2 separate regions of the Homo sapiens genome follow, and region 1 is linked to region 2. Evidence: chromatin contacts called from ENCODE Hi-C or POLR2A ChIA-PET data. All regions are on one chromosome and are shown on one strand. Each heading gives the region's core, a stretch centred on a gene start or an enhancer-like site at or near the end of the contact. The rest is flanking DNA. Distances are from core to core; before and after follow the strand shown.

What was found. A loop is a pair of places that touch in the nucleus more often than their neighbours do. ChIA-PET counts read pairs that join two places held with the same protein, here RNA polymerase II (POLR2A). Pooled maps may share reads with other maps.
Region 1: a pooled map shows a loop between it and region 2 (2.9-fold over the local background). The contact joins the enhancer-like site here to the promoter of GTF3C4 in region 2. A Hi-C loop is called at or near these places in 2 of 50 pooled maps. POLR2A ChIA-PET finds 5 or more read pairs at or near these places in 4 of 52 experiments (B cell, K562 and WTC11).

Annotation. Positions count from the first base shown.
Region 1 is chr9:132,846,548-132,850,766 of GRCh38, reverse strand. The region is part of intron 5 of AK8 (adenylate kinase 8); the gene reads left to right. Among named protein-coding and RNA genes, the nearest start is that of AK8, 30 kb to the left of the region's middle. Within about 2 kb of position 1,487, at least 3 of the 41 ENCODE cell types and tissues checked have a DNase peak (open chromatin) inside an H3K27ac peak, as active enhancers do.
Region 2 is chr9:132,668,326-132,672,556 of GRCh38, reverse strand. GTF3C4 (general transcription factor IIIC subunit 4) reads right to left here and starts at 2,093. Exons shown (of 5, transcript NM_012204.4): 1 at 1,602-2,093. The coding sequence starts at 1,958. It overlaps DDX31 (DEAD-box helicase 31), which reads left to right and starts at 2,574. Exons shown (of 20, transcript NM_022779.9): 1 at 2,574-2,697. The coding sequence starts at 2,623. RefSeq lists silencers at 1,805-1,934, 2,355-2,504 and enhancers at 2,085-2,164, 1,850-2,717.

The sequences.
Region 1 (4,219 bases), core at 238-2,737, 180 kb before region 2:
AGTCCAGGAGTTCTAGACTAGCCTGGCCAACATGGCAAAACCCCGTCTCTACTAAAAATACAAAAAATTGGCCGGGCGTGGTGGCCCACGCCTGTAATCCCAGTATTTTGGGAAGGCGAGGCGGGCGGATCACCTGAGGTCAGGATTTCGAGACCAGCCTGGCCAACATGGCAAAACCCTGTCTTTACTAAAAATATAAAAATTAGCTGGGCATGGTGGTGGGTGCCTGTAATCCCAGCTACTTGGGAGGCTGAGGCAGGGACAATCACTTGAACCCAGTAGGCAGAGGTTGCAGTGAGCCAACATCACGCCACTGCACTCCAGCCTGGGTGACAGAGTGAGACCCTGTCTCAAAAAAAAAAAAAAAAGTATTAGGGTTGAATGCAGTGGCTCACGCCTGTAATCCCAGCACTTTGGGAGGCTGAGGCAGGAGGCTTCTATCGCAACGACTCAGCTCTGATGTAATACAAAGGCAGCCGTACACATGCCATTGCACTCCAGCCTGGGCTACAGAGCAAGACTCTGTCTCAAAAAAAAAAAAAAAAATTAGCTGGGCATGGTGGTGGGTGCCTGTAATCCCAGCTACTCGGTAGGCTGAGGCAGGGGAATGGCTTGAACCCAGGAGGTGGAAGTTGCAGTGAGCCGACATCACGCCACTGCACTCCAGCCTGGGTGACAGAGTGAGACCCTGTCTCAAAAAAAAAAAAAAAAATGTACTAGGGTTGAATGCAGTGGCTAATGCCTGTAATCCCAGCACTTTGGGAGGCTGAGGCAGGAAGATCACTTAAGTCCAGGAGTTCAAGACCAGCCTGGCCAACATGGTGAAACCCTGTCTCTACTAAACATACAAAAAATTTGCTGGGCATGGTGGCGTGCACCTGTAATCGCAGCTACTCGGGAGGCTGAGGCAGGAGAATCGCTTGAACCTGGAGGAGGAGGTTGCAGTGAGCCGACACGCACCACGGCACTCCAGCCTGAGTGACAGAGCAAGACCCTGTCTCAAAAATATATTGATTGGGAAGCCCCAAACCTGAAGCAGGAATCTTTCCAGCATGCTGGCGAGGGAGTAGCAGTTCTCACGAGCTTGTTCTGCATGGCCCTCAGCCATGGGATCTCCATCACAAACACCCTGCCGGCCGGGCTGCAACACTGGCTCTGAACAGTGTGTTTACATCTGAATTGTCTCAAATTGTTCACTGTGAGTGGATGGTCTTCTGCCCAGGTGTGGGCAGATATCCAGAGCCCAGAGGCTATTCTAAATCGGGGGTGGACACATGTTTTCTGAAAAGGATGGAGAGACACTCGTTGAGGCTTTGCAGGCTATATGGCTTCTGTCACAACGACTCAGCTCTGATGTAATACAAAGGCAGCCGTACACAACACAGACACAAAAGGGCACGGCTGTGCTCTAGAAAGACTTTTATCTTAGAAGCAGGCAGCAGGCCAGATTTGGCCCGCGGGCTGTAGCTTGCCAACCCCTGTTCTAAGTAACACTTTCACATTGATCATGAAAACATTTCTGCCCTTTCTCTTGAGCTCTCAATAAAAAGCAAACTTCCGGCTGGGCGTAGTGGCTCACACCTGTAATCCCAGCACTTTGGGAGGCTGAGACAGGCGGATCATGAGATCCAAAGATTGAGACCATCCTGGCTAACATGGTGAAACCTCGTCTCTACTAAAAATACAAAAAATTAGCCGGGCGTGGTGGCACGCGCCTGTAGTCCCAGCTACTCAGGAGGCTGAGGTAGGAGAATCGCTTGAACCCAAGAGGCAGAGGTTGCAGTGAGCCGAGATCACGCCACTGCACTCCAGCCTGGGCGACAGAGTGAGACTCCGTGTCAAAAAAAAAAAAAAAAAAAAGCAAACAGGAGTGTTAGAAGAAAGGCCAGCTTCCCCATAGACTTTCATTTTAACTAAGTTCCCTCCCAGTCACCTGACTTCCAAGCTCGGCGACTTGATTCTGCATCTCCAGTTGAGTGCCCCCTGCAGGCCCTGCATGGTTTTCACTACCAGGACCCTTCCCCACACCCGAGACCTTCCTCCTCAGCACCCCCCACTTCTAGCAAGATGGTCTTGCCTGCCTTGGGCTCACCATCTGCAGTTGAAGGCAGAGTCAAACATGACCAAGGCAAGGCAGATGGTGAGAAGGGTTGTGATGGAAAAACCAGGGCGGGAGAGTCAAGTGATTCCTGAAGCCTCTAGTGAAGGGGACTGGAGTGGACTGTGGAGGGGCCGTCTTAGGCTGGAGGGAATGGCAGCCAGAAGTGAGGCAGGAACCAGAAAACCCAGTCCTTTACCCCAATTTCACACTCTTAACTCAGAGTGTCAAACCAACCTCACGGGAACTTTTCCTAAAACTGACCCATCAGTCGGTCACTATTTTTAAGGTTTCCCACCTCTTTTACCTAGGAAGTGCCAAACAATCTTTTGGCAGAGCATTAAAGGGGAGGGAAAGATGGCCCGAGTGACTGGAAATGGGCCAGCATTTTCCCATACAAAATGCTGTGTGCCTTAATCCATTATCCATTATTTCTTATGCATTTGCCAAGTTGGATTAGACTCTTGCATAGCAGATCACCAGGCTGGAAGCATTCAAGGGAGTCTTCCTTTCTTCTCTTCAATCTTTTTTTTTTTTTTTTTTTTTTTTTTTTGAAACAGGGTGTTGCTCTGTTGCCCAGGCCGGAGTGCAATGGCACGGTCATGGCTCGCTGCAGCCCCAACCTCCTGGGCTCAAGCAATCCTCCCACCTCCGCTTCCTGAGTAGCTGGGACTACAGGCACATGCCACCATGCCCATCTGTTTTTCATTTTTATTGTTTGTAGAGTCGTGGTCTCCCAATGTTGCCCAGGCTGATCTTAAACTGGGCTGAAACGATCCTCCTGCTCAGCTTCCTGAGTAGCTGGGATCACAGGCGCGCACCACCATGCCCGGCTAATTTTTGTATTTTTTGTAGAGACAAGGTCTCACCATGTTGCCCAGGCTGGTCTCAAACTCCTGTGCTTAAGTGATCCACATGTCTTGGCCTCCCGAAGTGCTGGGGTTATAGGCATGAGCCACCATGCCTGGCTCTCTTTGATCTTTAAAGCTAAGCTGTTTTCTCTTTTTCATCATGATAGCTACTCATCAAATTTGGTCAAATATAGGGGGGTGGTACTCCTTTGGCTTAATTGTACCTTAGTTGCCCAGGACTGGACCCCCTCAGCAGGGGTGGGGGCTGTCTGTGAAAGCACAGCTGGATATGGTCTTGCCCATCAGGCAGTGTTTCAAATTCAATATGCCAAGAGTTCCTGGAACCAGGACTGTCAGTGTGATGAGCATTCGTTCTAAGCACACAGGAAGGGAGAAACTATGTAGTTCATATCCTCAGGAATAACACGCACCTAAAAAATGTGGCATACTCATGAGCCACCATCACTGCCCCTGCCAAACGAAAGGCCCGGTGGAGATGGCGCCACGGTCTGTCTTAGTCAGCAAAGGCAGCAGGACTTCCCCACGCCTGGTGGTAGAAGACCTGCCTTTCCCTTTTCAGATTTCCTTTGAAGATGCTATGATCCCCAAACCACCTGTGACCCAGGAACTTGAGCAGGAACTGCTGTGTCTGGGCCGCTCTTCCCCCGGCCCGCTCTCCTGGTCAAGAGTGTTTGCTTCAACCAGCTGCCTTAGTGCAGCAGAAGCCGGGAGCTGGCCTGCTGACCACTGGAAGGCAGAAGTCTCTGGGATCCAGGCAGGCAGGAGAGCAGGCAGGCCCAGAGCCTCTGCTCCAGCTCTCTATCTCGGCCCGGGAGAAGCCAGAGACCTGAATGGAGCATGCGTCTGAGCCTGGCATCAGGCACTACGCCCAGCAGCTTCTCCAGCTTCACGGGACCCTACATGGCCAGTGTTACTATTATTGTGCCCATGTTGTAGCTGCAGGGCCTGAGGCACGCCCAGAGCCACACCGGGGGAAGCGGCAGGGCTGGCCAGGGTAGACCAGGCACATGGTGCACAGGGCCAGCGCTCTGACCCAGGGGCTCCAGGGCTGTGCTATGCAGCCCAGGACAGAAGCTCAAAGGCTGGGCAAAGCCTATCTACTCCCTGTCGTGTTTTGTGCCATTCACAGGCCCCCAACGTGTCCCCATGCCACCTGATATGTTCCTCCACTAGAGTCGTGACCAAAAGCCTTGTCATGGTTTGTTGGCCTACCCGGCTCCCCAGTCAGTGTTTCCTAAAAGTACTCATT
Region 2 (4,231 bases), core at 844-3,343:
GACCTACTTGAGCTCATGTACTGATCCGTCATTATACAAACAATAATTAATTATGTTCATGACTTAAACGTGTATGCACATGGGATGAATGCCTCATTCCTGCCGCCTGGAATGCCCTTTCCTTCCTTCCTCTTACAAACCAAACACTACCTTCTTTAGGACTGCTGCAGATTCACCACCAGATGACCTGCCCCATAAGTCTCTCCCCTTACTACTCCCTCCTTTCTTTACATTCTCTCTGCTAAGGTATTCGATGTCTACTATACTGACATACATACTTTCCTTGAGTTGCTGTGCGGATGAACATCCTTGGAAACAGTTAAATTCCTTTACAGCAGAAGATACACCTTTTAAATCACCTTTCTTCTGCCTCCCTCCTTTTGTATTTCTCAATTTCATAGGGTTGCATCTGTCTATCTGATTTGTTTACACTTGAACAAATGTGTTCATATCTTCTTCAAGAAGATCTTAGAGGAAGCTTAGTCATACAAGCTGACTAACAATCTAACAACAGAAAGATGTTTGAAACTTGAATTAAGTATGCTACAAAGTGATGAGGGTTATCTGCACCCTACCTATAGCTAATGACTCATATTTTCAATGGTTTTCCAAAATAAGAGTTTACGAACACATAAACATGTTCTCTATGTGCGGATACACATCTTTACAGTGCTTATCACTACCTGACAGGACCTTATCATTTGTGCTTGACTTGCCAAAGAATGTAAGCTTCATGAGGGCAGGGGTTCTGTTTTGTACACTGCTTTATTTCCAGAACATGGGGCAGCACCAAGCAGAATGGTATTCAAATATCTATTGAATGTATGAATATACACTGACAGTTCACATGTAAGCGTACACCTCTATCAAGGATATATGGAAAGTTTTTACACCTCTAAGCAACTAAAAGGAACGCTATGGCTTACTACTTGACCTTGCGCTTGAAGTTTAAGATAGGTAGTTGTTTCGAATCTTTATTTTCATTCAACATCCCAAAGATGTTTAGCTAGTAAAGAAAAACTAAAGTACAAACCCCGAGATCCAGTATTTACCCGTTTGCCCAAGGAGAGGCGAGGACCATTCATAATAAAGTCACTGAAACAATTAAGACAATGGATGGGACCAGTTTTTCTTTTCTGAAGCTAAAGAGGCGCGAGAGGAGGACACACACAGTAGACAAAGCCAGCCAAGAACCTCGGAAAGTCGGCCCCAAACAATAGCAGCAACGACAGAGGCAGGCCCCGGGTTGGATCTACAGGGGGTGGAGTCTCAGAAAGCACCATCGAGTAACCCGCTCCATGTGCGGGCCCGACGGAGGGGCGAAGGAGGGGTTCCTGGGACTCAACTCCGGGAAGCCCCCTGGGTGTGTACCTGTGTTTGCGGCGGCGGGTGACCTGGGGAAACAGGGTGCAGACAGCTGCAGAGCTTTTCTTTTTTTTTTTTTAAGCTGTGGTAACCCTGGCTGCTTAATAAATCCCCAGCGCTCGGTGCGAAGAGGGAAATCCCCGGACAGAGTGTGGGATCGGATTCCCCTGGGACGGATGATGCGGCCGCGAGAGGGGGACAGGGGAAGACCCCAGGGATGGCGGGGGATGACTTACTTTGAGGAGACAGCTGTTGAGCGGTGCGGGCACCGAGGTGCGGTGGATAACCAGGTCCTGGCCCGGGTTGTGCACGTCGCAGATGAGCTCCAGCACAGCGATGCTGCGGGCCGTGGACACAGACACGCGGTGGTCCTCGGACCAAGCCAGCGGTTCCAGGCCGCTCACCGCATACTGCAGCTTCACGGCCGGCTCCCGCCGAGTCACCATGAGGCGGAATGCAGCGCTGGGCCCCGGGGCCGCGTCCGCTGCTGGCTCCTTCCCGCCCGCCTCGCCGCCCCCCTCTCCCTCCTCCTCCCCAGACGGCGCAGGCCCGTCGTCCGCGGGCCCCACCCGGGCCTGGTCGGCCGTGTTCATCTTCTCTCAGGTGCAGAGGTCGGACGCCCTGGCGCTCCACGCAGTCGCGCGACCACCTCCCGGACCGCCGCCGCCACCCCCAGCGCCCTCCGCGGCGGTTTTCTCCCCTCAGGCCCCGAGCGCCGCCGAGCCAAGAAGGACCCCGCCGTTGCCAGGCAACGCGGCCCTACCAGGTGGCCAAGGAACTGCCTGTCCAGAAAAAGGACAGCGAGCGGGGAGCCCCGAGGACCCCCTTTTCCCTGCCCAGGGATTGAGCTCCAGAGCCTGTTAGGGAGCTACCCAGACAGGCTTTAGTTCCTAAAGTGCTGAGGAAACGCACGGGGCGGTAAAGGGGAGGCTCGTCGGTGAGATGGCGCCGGATCTCGCTTCTCAGAGGCATTCAGAGAGCTTCCCCAGCGTGAACTCTCGGCCGAATGTAATTTTGCCAGGCCGCGAGGGACGCAGAGAGGGGCTGCCACCAGGCGGGGGCACGCGCGGTAGTCTTGTCCCTACCCGCCCGGTGCCGCCGTCCCCGGCTCCCCTCGGGACGAGTCCGTACAGCTGGAGCCGTTCCGGACCCGGAAGGGGCGGTGGCGCAGGGTCCTCGCGCGTCCCACGTGGGGTCCCGGGCCCAGCAGTCTGCGCACCGGGCTCGCTGCTGCACCACGCGTCACCCACGCAGACCATGGCAGCCGCCGACGGTTCGCTCTTCGACAACCCCAGGACGTTCTCCAGACGTCCCCCAGCCCAGGCGAGTCGGGTGAGTTCTGACCCGGCTTCAGCTCCGTCCCCACCCGCGGCCCGGCTGTGGGCGCGCCGCGAGCTGCAGCCGTGCCTTGGAGTCGGGTTTCGAGTCATTCACGGAGTTAAGCGGGAGAAAGACACCGGGCAGCTTCGGGACAAGTTGCGCCGAAACACGTGTCTCTAACCGGAACACCACCCGCAGGGATGCGCCTGGAAGCGGGGAGTGGAGCGGTGTGGAGGGGCGGGGAGCTGGCTCCTGCGCCTAGAAAAGTAAAGGAAGGAATTAGAGGCTGTTTCCCGTGGAAGGTAGGACCTGAAGTTCCGGCGCAAGTCCCAGGCCAAAGCTTAACTTCTCTAAGCCAGTTTCCTCGACTGAGTGCGGACTAAGCTCTGATTTTTTTTTTTATCTTGCCCACATTCCTGTCTGGGAAGAGTCATGCCCTACAAACCATAAATTCTCATCAGATGGCTTTCATTTAACCCTATATATCGTGACTTACTTTCCAAACTGGCTCTGGCCTAACATTATGTGACAAAGAAGAAAGTTAAAATATTACCCCTAAACATGTTTCTTTGCCACATTTTGAAATGGCTTTGCAAAGCTGTTCTTTGGGGGGGGCGGGCGGGGTGGACATTTGCATCTGCAAAGAATCTCTATTAACATAGCTAGATCTTTTTCTTCCAGGCCCTCCCAATCCTAAAGAGATTAAGAGTCTACCACCTTTCAAAGATCTGAATAGGAAACACTTGTCTGTTGTCTCTAAGGGCAGCCACTAAAGACTTGAAAAGAACCTTGGTCTCCACAATCTTTTATCTTAACCTGAGCATTTTCTTTGTATCCATCCCAGGTGTTTAGACAAACTCAACCGTCAACTAGAAAATGTTTAAATTTACCTATAGCCTGGAAGCCCCCGCTTTGAGTTGTCCCACCTTTCTGGACAAAACCAGTGTATTTCTGAAATGTATTTGATGTCTCATGCCTCTCTAGAATGTATAAAACCAAGCCGCGGCCGGGCGCGGTGGCTCACGCCTGTAATCCCAGCACTTTGGGAGGCCGAGGCAGGCGGATCACGAGGTCAGGAGATCGAGACCATCCTGGCTAACAAGATGAAACCCCCGTCTCTACTAAAAATACAAAAAATTAGCTGGGCGTGGTGGTGGGCGCCTGTAGTCCCAGCTACTCGGGAGGCTGAGGCAGGAGAATGGCGTGAACCCAGGAGGCGGAGCTTGCAGTGAGCCGAGATCATGCCATTGCACTCCAGCCTGGGCAACAGAACGAGACTCCGTCTCAAAAAAAAAAAAAAAAGCTGCACCCCGACCACCTTGGGCACATGTTCTCAGGACCTCTCGAGGGCTGGATCATGGGCCATGGTCACTCATACTTGGCTCAGAATAAGTCTCTTCAGATATTTTTGAGTTTAACTCTTTTGGTCGCCATGAGGAAGGTTCGTTTGTTTCAGGAATGAGGACTGGCAACTAGGAGTTTTTTTGAAGAGCTTTCAAAAATGGGACAGATTTTCATCCCCATGCAATGGAGGGGGATAGGAAAA